Linked DNA regions of Mus musculus: region 2 is linked to region 1. The links are chromatin loops, found by intact Hi-C in ENCODE. Cell type or tissue: heart. All regions are shown on one strand.

Region 1 (5,000 bases):
ATGCCAAACCTCTTAAATCTTCTAAAACAACTGGAGACCAAGTATTCAAATACATAAGCATGTGGGAACAATTCCCATTCAAAGCACAACACTAGACAATTACCACAGCTCTTACTTTAAAAGTCTTCTATAACAGAGTATTTTTGAAGTTATAGGTGCTAGCTTCATAAATTGTTGTTGCTCTCCTTTATTAATTATGTGCTGGGGGCTGGGGAGAATTAGATTTCAGAAGCAGAGAAAGACCTCCTTCTCAAGCAGTTGAGTGGTAGACTACAACATCTAAACAGATTACGCCAGGAAGCTCTGGACCTAGAAATACAGATGGAAAAGCAAAGAAAAGAAATTGCCGAAAAGCATGAAGAGATCAATACCGTGCAGCTAGCCACAGACAGCCTGGATCCCAAAGACCCAAAACATGTAAGTAAAATGGGAAATCTTGACTAGTTCCACGGTCTCCGTGGAACTGCTACTTTATATCTGTGTATAGATAGTATTTGCCTTACCATTTTAATAGCAGAATCCTTTCTGAAAGTTTTCATTTGCTATACAGATTTAAGTTAGAAAAAAAAATATTATTCATATACAAATAATTATATTTTATTATTTATATTTATTAATTATATATGTAAATTATTTGTATATGAATAAATATAATTAGATAGAAAGATATGAATGTATTCATATCAAACATTTATATCCAAAATGGAACCACCTAGTCTTGAACAAATTGGTTTTCAATAAATGAAGGCTACATGACACACTGGGGTTAGTGGCTGATTTTTGTAGTATTCTAGAGCAAGAGAAACTTTCTTCAAGGTGCTCTGTAAATTGGTCTCCTAAAGACAGGAAGTGCTGAAGCAAGGTCAGAGGACTTCTGTACCTCTTTAAGTTTTCATGCAGATAATCCACAAACGTTGTTTGCTGGTTCTATTTATTTTGTCCTTAAAAAGAAAACATTTCTCTAGAGTTTGCCATGATGTGTTGTGAAATAAAGATGAGTGAACGATAGGGTTAGACTCTTGTCTCTTTCTGTCAATCTATACCCTAGTTAATCTTACTAATGATGTATATTTTAGCCACTATTTCCTTTATAATTTACTGTCACAGGTGGAATTGTAAAGTTATAATAAAAAAAATGAAGATCTCTGGAGTAACAGGAATCAGAATGTAATGTGATAAGGACAGTGCACTAGAAATGCTCTAAGTACTTGTCAGATTTCTCTTTTAACATCAGTTTTATATGTTTGTATGTATGTACCTATAAATAGAGGCCATGTAATTTTGACAAGGATAAACTAATTGTTGTAGGTATAAAATATCTTCAAAAAAGAAGCCTAAGCCTTGGTATTCTTACTGAAAGCATTATTTTATTTGTGTGCGTCCATGCGTGTGTAGTGTACATTTGTGTGTGCACATAGCATCATGTGTATGTGGAGGGTAGAGGTCAATGTCCATTGGCATCCTCACTTGTTTTCTGTTTATATATATATTCATTCATTCATTCATTCATTCATTCACTCATTTTTGAGACAGGATCTCTTATTGAGTCTGAAGCCAATTAATTGAGCTAGGTCAGGAGCTTCAGCAGTTGGCTTTTGTCCCCTCCACCTAACCCACACTGGGGTTCTATGGTCTTGCTCTGTGCCTGCCTTACAGGAGGGCTGGGCATCCAGATCAGCTCTTAGGCTTATATGCCCACCTCCCCAGGTTATTCTCAAGAATTTTTGTCAGATGAAAAATCAGAGATTTTTAAGTCCTGTAATGTATAACAGTCAGTAGTATCTTACTATATTATATTTACATATTAAGTCTTCCGTCTGTGAAAGGGTTGCCATGACAATAGAAAACTATATCCCCCAGAAGGCAAGAATGAAGCAGCTTGCTGGTCCTGAGTCAGATTAAAGCCACAATTGTGTTTGCTACAGCAAATGACCATGGCATTCTAGGCATAAGGGGAAATTAAGTTTCCCTGTATTTCTGAGCAGTATCACATAGAGGAAAGGGCTAAAGAGACCTTTTGTTTTGTTTTTGTTTTGTTGTTGTTGTTTTGGTTTGGTCTTTCTTTGAGACAAGGTTTCTTTGTGTAGCCTTGGCTGTCCTGGAACTCAGATCCATCTGCCTCTTCAGTACTGGGATTAAAGATGTACCATCACCTCCCTGTTTTTTGTGTGTTCTTTTTTGTTGTTGTTGTTGTTTTGTTGTTGTTGTTTTGAGGGATGTGCCTCAAGACAGGGTTTCTCTGTGTAGTCTTGAGGGTTGCTAGGTAGGAGTAAGGCACACTGACCAAACTCCAGTCCTGATACCACAGCACAGTTCTCAAGGTTTTCACTTGCAGAGGGTAGAATTGTGACTTAGGAAAACTCAATTACTTGCCCCTCAGCACTCTTAGGAAGGGATGGAGCCCTTGCTTAAGTTATTACAACAACCCTCTCCTTACAAAAGGATTTTTAAAATCCAAAAATGAAAAATGAAATCTTAGCTCAGAACCAAGCCTATTCAGATTTTTAAAAAATACATAAACATTTTATTAGGTTTCAAAAGGGGAAATGGCGTTTAAAAGTCGAATCCCGTTTTATTTACCAAGTTTTCCCAGCTAGAGGAACAATTGTCAACTGCAAACACAATGAAGATCTGTCCTGCTTTCCTAGAGGGAATTGGAGTGATCTTTCAGCCTTTGGGTGTGATTGGCCCTCGGGAGCTTCCTGTGTTTTGATTTAAAGTTGCAGGCGGGGCCTGACCACAGAGACTGCTGGTGACTGGACTAGCTCGCTGTCACTCATGCTTGACTAGGCCCATAGTTTGAGGCGCTGGGAAGTTACTTGGGCACGGAGGCGCTTGCCAAGATGTGGCTGTCAGAGAGGGAAGTGCACATGAATTTGAAGACAGACTTAGAAAGCTTTGCGCAGCCTGTTTTTGTTCCCCACGGCTCTGTCATAACAGGAAAGATTCGGAGTTAAGGTATGGTCGTTCCTCTGTGTATAAAGAAAGGGCTTGGACGGAGGAGGAGCCAGATCTGTAAGTTCCTGTTTGTTCACAGTAACTCTTTTGTGAGCTCCACCGCTGCAGAAGAACCGCAGGAACGGCCGTGGCGCCGCGTGTTTCACACACAGCAGTGCCGTCTTCTGAACCACATGTTTGCCCTGCGTATAGAGGTTGCAGTGCACTTTTAACAGCGAATTTTAAGCTGTTGATTAAGAGGACAGTAGAATTTTTGTTCATTCTTGAGCCACAAAAGTGTTTGGTGTACTATTAGGATATAAACTCTTACCTACCTACAGTAACTGTTGTAGGAAAGATTTAAGATGGGTATGTGGGGAGTGGGAAAAGGTGATTCGAACACCCCGTCAAATCTACCACCTGTAAAATAACAGCTGGCCTCAAAGGTGGCGGTGGCCACTCATTTGCTCCCCATTTGAGGGGGGGGGGGTACCTCTCAAACTAAGCTCTTTCTTGTAGAAGCTAACATGTCTTAGGCTTGGAAACAGTAGCACTTGTTGCTCGGGCTCTAACTGTTCTCCTAATGAGTTTTCCCTCAGTTATTGTTCTGTTCTTCTGATCCTCTTGGATAAGGTTGGAGTCTTGGGAGCCTTGAGGGGAAGGAAGGCAGATGTCTCTCTCGGGAATTATTTTGTCTCCAAATGAACTGTTGCCTAAGGAAACCAGTCAAGACATTTGATTGACGTGAGATTCAGGCTTACATTTCTGAAGTGGAAGGTTAGACTAGATCATTTGCTCTCTGTTTTCCTCAGCACACCTGGGGGAGATAATACATTCCTGTCACTTAGCAGTGGCTCCATGATATCATAATTGTCAGGGCACAGGAACAAGAGGGTGTGTGGGCCAGAGCGCGGAGAGTGTAAGGGGTATGCCTCCCAGGGCCCTACAAATGAATTCCTGCTGGGATAAATGATTTTTGAGCTTCCTCTCCATTCCCAGATAATTATATCTAAGAACAAAATGTTTGAATGAATGGAAATAGAAAATAAATTTGAATCCCATGTGTTTATTGATCTGAAGTCTCCATTTTCTCCAAGCCTACCTGAGAAACCTTTTAAAAGTATAATTAAATGCTATTTCTTTCAAATTAAAAAGACTTTAGTTATTTACTATAAAACTCCCAACCTAAAATTTTTGTAAATTTTAAAAACTATAAGTAAAATCTCTTAGAGTCCTTATACATAAATATAATGCCTATTTATACTTTGAAATTATCTTTGGATGTTCCCTGTAAATATGCTGTCAGTGTAACCAGTGTTCTGAAAACCTTTTTTAAAAAAGACATATTTTAATGCTATGCATAAAACACTGAAATTTCTATATTGTGCCCTTGAAAAATGGCTTATCCTCCCTGATCGGCTCTGTGTTCTCATCTCATCTCGGATCACCCTAAGGTTAAACAAGAACCATCTATATGAAAGTTCTAAAGGGCCTAACTCAGAGCAGATGAAATTGTCACACTTTATTTTCAATACTGGTTTTTAAAATGTTGCTAAGAGTTATTATTTTCAATAGTGTTAAAATTTTGGGTTGTATTGATGATTTTTTTCCCTGAAATTCAGTCCCACATGAAAGCCCAGAAGAGGGGCAAAGAACAGCAGCTTGACATTATGAACAGACAGTACACACAGCTCGAAAGCCGCCTGGACGAGATACTTTGTAGAATTGCCAAAGAGACTGAAGAGATCAAGGACCTTGAACAGCAGCTTACAGATGGTGAGAACTCAAGTGTGATTTAGGGTAAATAGCTTCAGGGCACACAGAAGATGCTCACACGGACAATCCAAGACTTGGCTGGATACAGTTCAGCTCTTTTTACTAGTGTTCGATGGGGAATTTTGGCTGAACATACCCAAAAACATTTAGTGAAATTTAAAGTATTTTGTATTATTATGGTTTGTTACGTTGATGACCAGTGAATCAGGCTTCAGTAGGGAAGAAATCAAGCTGATCAGGAAAAGCTTGGTCAGTGATTGCCTTCTGTGGCATACAGTCCTTTCAGG
Region 2 (5,000 bases), 65 kb after region 1:
ACAAAAACCCCACTACAACTTGGCCTCAAGGTTAAACTTGATTTAAATTATTTACCTGATCTCTGAACCAGCTACTTACAAGGGGTAGAAGAAACCCTCAAATTAAGTAATTTTCAAGATTATTAAATTCCTAACCTATTAATTTCTCTTCTGTATGGAAACAGTTATATTTTTTCCTCAAATTAGTTTTTAATTCCTAAAACTCCTTTCCAAAGTAATCATTTGTAAATTAGTTCTCTAATTTACTCCTCCCCTTGATTTTCCTATTTTCTTTTGACTAAAAGAAAACTTTAGTCTTTTGACTAAAGTTTTGTGTACATACTTTTGCTTCCTACTATTTTATTATGTTAAAATCCAGCACTAAGGAGACAGAGGCAGGCAGATCTCAGGGAGTTTACTTACATACTCTGTATAATTATTTCCAGGATAACCAGCGCTATGCAGAGACCTTGTTATAGGTAGATGGTGGGTGGATAGATAGACAGGTGACAAACAAGTAAACAGATAAATAAAATTACAGGGCTTGTGCTGTATCTTAGTGTTGAATGCATGCTTAGTTATGCACAAGGCCCTGGCTTCAAGCCCCAACACACAACACCCAAAAATCATGGTCTTTAAACAGTCCCAAAGTCAACTAACTTCAAGTGTTCTAGGAGCAACTGTGAATTATAATTCAATTCTACTTGGACTAACTGTGCACATGCTACTAGTCACATATAGCATCCTCTAAAATATCAACTAAAATGATGAATTTTTTAAAATAATAAGCGTTTTCTAGATAATCGCTATTCAGGATGAACACAGATGCTTTGTTTTTACTTTACCACAATAATTTTTTGGTTCAAGTTTCTTTTATAATTACAAATAAAAGCCCTGAAAAACATAAACAGGGAGACAGTGCTGGGAATGTACCTCATTGATAAGTGTTTGACTAACATGTACCAAGACTCAGCTGCACACATAAACCAGACCTGGTGGCACAGGCCTGTAACCTAGCACTCGGGAAAAACACCAGTCCAGAAGTTTGAGATCATTCTTGGTTACATGTTAAGTTTGAGGATAGCCTTAGCTACATGAGATACTGTCTCAAAAGCAAACAAACAAAATACAAATTTATTCATTTCTGCAAAACATCTTTCTTATTCAAAAATAAGAAACTGGTAAATTTTAAATAATCCCATAGTCTGTCTCTTAGTTAAGATACATGCTTACAAGTCATATGCAAGGGGCTCCTTTCTGAACAAAGCAATGCACACTTTCTCAAAGCATGCCACTGAGAAAGTGAACAAAAGATTTTTGCCTAGCTTTGGAAAGAGAAAAAATAGTCCTCTGTTATTTAAGAGCAAGTTTGTTTTAAAAGCTCAAAGGTCAAAAAAGGCAGAGGGTGGGGGATGTGCAGGGAATGTGGGTTAACTCATGGTGAAAGCACAAGTCACAACACTGCAGTATCCGCTGATTTTCTTTCTTTCTTTCCTTCCTTCCTTCCTTCCTTCCTTCCTTCCTTCCTTCCTTCCTTCTTTCTTTCTTTCTTTCTTTTTTAGAGCTTGGCAATATTTTGTAACTTGTGTGGTTAAAATGCATCTTCTTCCCATTTTGTTTTGTGAAATACGGTCTCATGATATCATCCCGGCTTGCCTGGGACTCACTACACCAACCATTTACAATACTCCTGTCTCAGCCTCTTGAGTCTGACTACAGGAAGTGCCACCCTTTGTTCCTTTTTTTAAATAAAAATTACTTGGATAAAATTGACATAAGATCACCTTTAATGCTTCTGATTTTTTTAAAAATAAAAAAACAAAAGGATTGCTGCGTTTATGAAAACAAGCGTGATGAACAATTTGTAAATTAGTAACAGCTTCTATCGTTTCCATTTTGGGGGCACTTAACAAATACCAGGCAGTACTCTAAGTGCCACTTCATCTGACTGCTGTCCTTGTAAGACTGCTACTAGGTTCCTCATTTTACAAAAGAGGAAATGGTCTCAGAGGAAAGCAGTCTGTCTAGCTCAGGCAGTTTGGACCAAGTCTATACTGTATCCAGCCCAGTTAAAAACACAAATTCCCCTTTCCAAACAGCACCACCCTGCCTCCTCCAGGTGATACTTTTAAGGCACAGACCTTTCACTCCTTTGCTTCTAATTTAACACTCTGAATAAGAAATATTAAATAATTACACTAGGAGTATACACAATTTTAAGAAATATAAATAATTGGTAATGTTGATTTATTATTATTTATCCATAGTAACAATAAGGAAAATTTGAGAATAAATCATTCAATGATCTGTGTGACTTATACTAATTCTTAATTCCTACAACTCTGTAAAGCTATTATTTTCATGCAAAAATTGAAGAACTTGAGATTTGGTGAAATTCACTACATTGGCCAACGTTCTAAAGTTAGTAAATGGACAACCTAGAACTTAAGCTCAGAGGCCTGACACCAAAGAGCATAATGCTCTCTACTTAACTAATTATTGAAGACATGCAAGGTGGACACATAAATGTCCTTGGCTACCAAAAGAAACCTTCACAAAGTGCCTTTAAGCACTGATAATTGTTGCACTATGTAATCAGGTGGCCAGTTTTAAATATTAAGTATCCTTAATGTTGCTTTAACAAAGGGGTTTTCAACTTTACCTTAGTATGAAATGTACCTATGTTAAGGAGGTATATAAATAAGCTTTACTTAAAGATGGAACATAGCAATTATATAAAACATGCAACACTTAATGAAATCACGGACATATTCCTGAGTCAAAACATCTATATTAAATGGTTATGAAACATATATTGCATGCTAGTCATTGTCATGTCAAACAAAATCAGATCTCTTACTGAATAAGGTTATATAAATGAGTTTTAATTTAAACAAAATGTATTTTATGAGAACATTTTGCCTACATGTATAGTACATACTCCTGTCAGGCCCCTTAAATCTGGAGTTATGGCTGGGCGTGGTGGCGCACGCCTTTAATCCCAGCACTTGGGAGGCAGAGGCAGGAGGATTTCTGAGTTCGAGGCCAGCCTGATCTACAGAGTGAGTTCCAGGACAGCCAGGGCTACACAGAGAAACCCTGTCTCGAAAAAAACCAAAAAGAAAGAAAAAAATCTGGAGTTATGGATGGTCGTGAGCCACCACGTGCGTACTGAGAATCAAACCTGGGGCACCTACAAGAGCAGATTTTTATCCACAGAGCCATCTCTCCAGTCCCAAATGACTAGTTCTAAAGGTGCTGGTAGAGGCCTCAGAGTAAAAAACAAAGCTCCTACTAACAGGCATTTTCTCAGGCTTATATTTTAACTCCTATGTGTTTATTTATACACTGTCATTCACTGTTTACAGCTACTGTAGTCTATTCCTTAGATTACTAGGCAATCTTTACAATAACAAGAGGAAAGCAACACACTAAGTACTCCTGGTGGCCTAAAGTCTTAATACTGCTCTTCAGTTTTAGGGTTTTTATGTATTTTGTTATAAACACTGGAGACCAGACTACTTTTGTGATTAAACACCAACAACATAAAAATACCCCACATCTACTAATCACAAACAATGTTGAAAGGTTTTAACAATAATCAAAAAGGGAGTAACATTGTCTCTACCTTCATGGAACTCAAGAATGGGTGCATCCTTGCTTAGAGGCCCCTGAACTGGAATTCTATGCCACATGTTAGTCAGGTGGACAGGAAACTTCTATAATTAATCGAATAATCAATCTAATCCAAATGGTCAATTTTCTTTCCATAATAGAAATACAACCTTGGAAAATAACCTGCCCATTTCTGAAACCAACTTTTCATAACTCACTTAAGATTACACTTTTGTGTAAATTAATGTAATAAAAAATTTAAAATACCAGACTGCTTAACAATGTCCACAGAGAAAGACAAAACCTTCCCACTAATGATAGTGTGCTATGAATAAGAAATGAAGTACTCCCAAATCTGTTTTCTGATTTCCATAAAAGTATTTAACAACAACAACAACAAAACAATGGTACCTGCACTTGAAAGAATTAGTAAAAGCTTACTAATGACTTGTCTCAGACCCAGGTGAGTTTGGTAGGAGCAGTGTAGAGATAGACCAAGACTGTTCACTGCAGACACTGATCAGTAATACAGTATTAATGCTCACTATACTGATGCTTTATTTTGCAAACTTTAAAAAGTTTGAAATATAGTATAACTTAATATTAATAATAATTTGTCTCCTGCATACTTTTAAAATACTTGTGTATGACTGTATGTGTGCACATGTGGCACACATGTAGATATTAGAGAGAATAACTAGCATGAATCCTTTCTCTCCTCCTTCTGGGTGGGTTCCAGAATCTAAGTCTGGTTGTCAGCGTGGCAGCAAAAGACTTTACCTACTGAGCCATCTTGCCAGGCCCACATTGCTAACGTTTTTAATGTCATAAACACCTCGAGAGCTATAGTTTGAACATTTTTATCTTACAAGTCTTGCTAAGAGTATGCAAATAAGACCTATAAAACCTGGCTGCAAGAAATTTTCAAGCTCTGTTGCAAAGCTTAAGTTTACAAATATACAATTTAACATGAAAAATATAAAGCAAATTTTTTTAAAAAGCCTTAATTCCAAGGAATTTTCAATAGCAATTATAATCTAAGGTTTTTACACCTTTACAATAACTCCACTTACTGAGCCCCTAATATAAACTAGCTACTTTATAAACAATTTCTAACCCTAAAAATTCATTTTACAAGTTAGGAAACCGGGTCAGAAGTGATTTACTGATGGTTATATACTACTAAATGGGCAGGTAAGATTAAGCCAGAGTCTACTTCGACAGTACTTGTCCAACAGATATTAAACACCCATTATATGGCTAGCAAAACTACAGGCAACTTGCATGTCAAACCTGAGCTTTCTTTAATTCTAGTTAATCCTTAAAATGACCCTGAAATGTGGGCACAATTTATAAGGACACTGAGTCTGGGAGGTTAGCTAACTTGGTTAGGATCAATTCAGTAA

Evidence for each region. Hi-C counts contacts between places; a loop is a spot of excess contacts. Peaks named below come from ENCODE experiments on the same cell type or tissue, not always from the same donor. Only the 100,000 strongest peaks of a DNase experiment are listed, where the experiment ranks them.
Region 2: it touches region 1 in a loop (2.2-fold over the local background); 4 of 42 quality-filtered maps call a loop at or near these places.

The regions. Positions count from the first base shown.
Region 1 is chr2:35,129,399-35,134,398 of GRCm38, forward strand. Cntrl (centriolin) reads left to right here. Exons shown (of 44, transcript NM_001379274.1): 11 at 223-417; 12 at 4,560-4,713. Among named protein-coding and RNA genes, the nearest start is that of Cntrl, 22 kb to the left of the region's middle. In heart, a CTCF peak has its summit at 2,853; a DNase peak (open chromatin) is centred at 2,773; H3K4me3 peaks cover 1,672 bases; H3K27ac peaks cover 2,024 bases.
Region 2 is chr2:35,194,440-35,199,439 of GRCm38, forward strand. All of the region lies in intron 1 of Rab14 (RAB14, member RAS oncogene family), which reads right to left. Among named protein-coding and RNA genes, the nearest start is that of Rab14, 4.2 kb to the right of the region's middle. In heart, no CTCF peak of the experiment used is centred here; no DNase peak of the experiment used is centred here; H3K4me3 peaks cover 920 bases.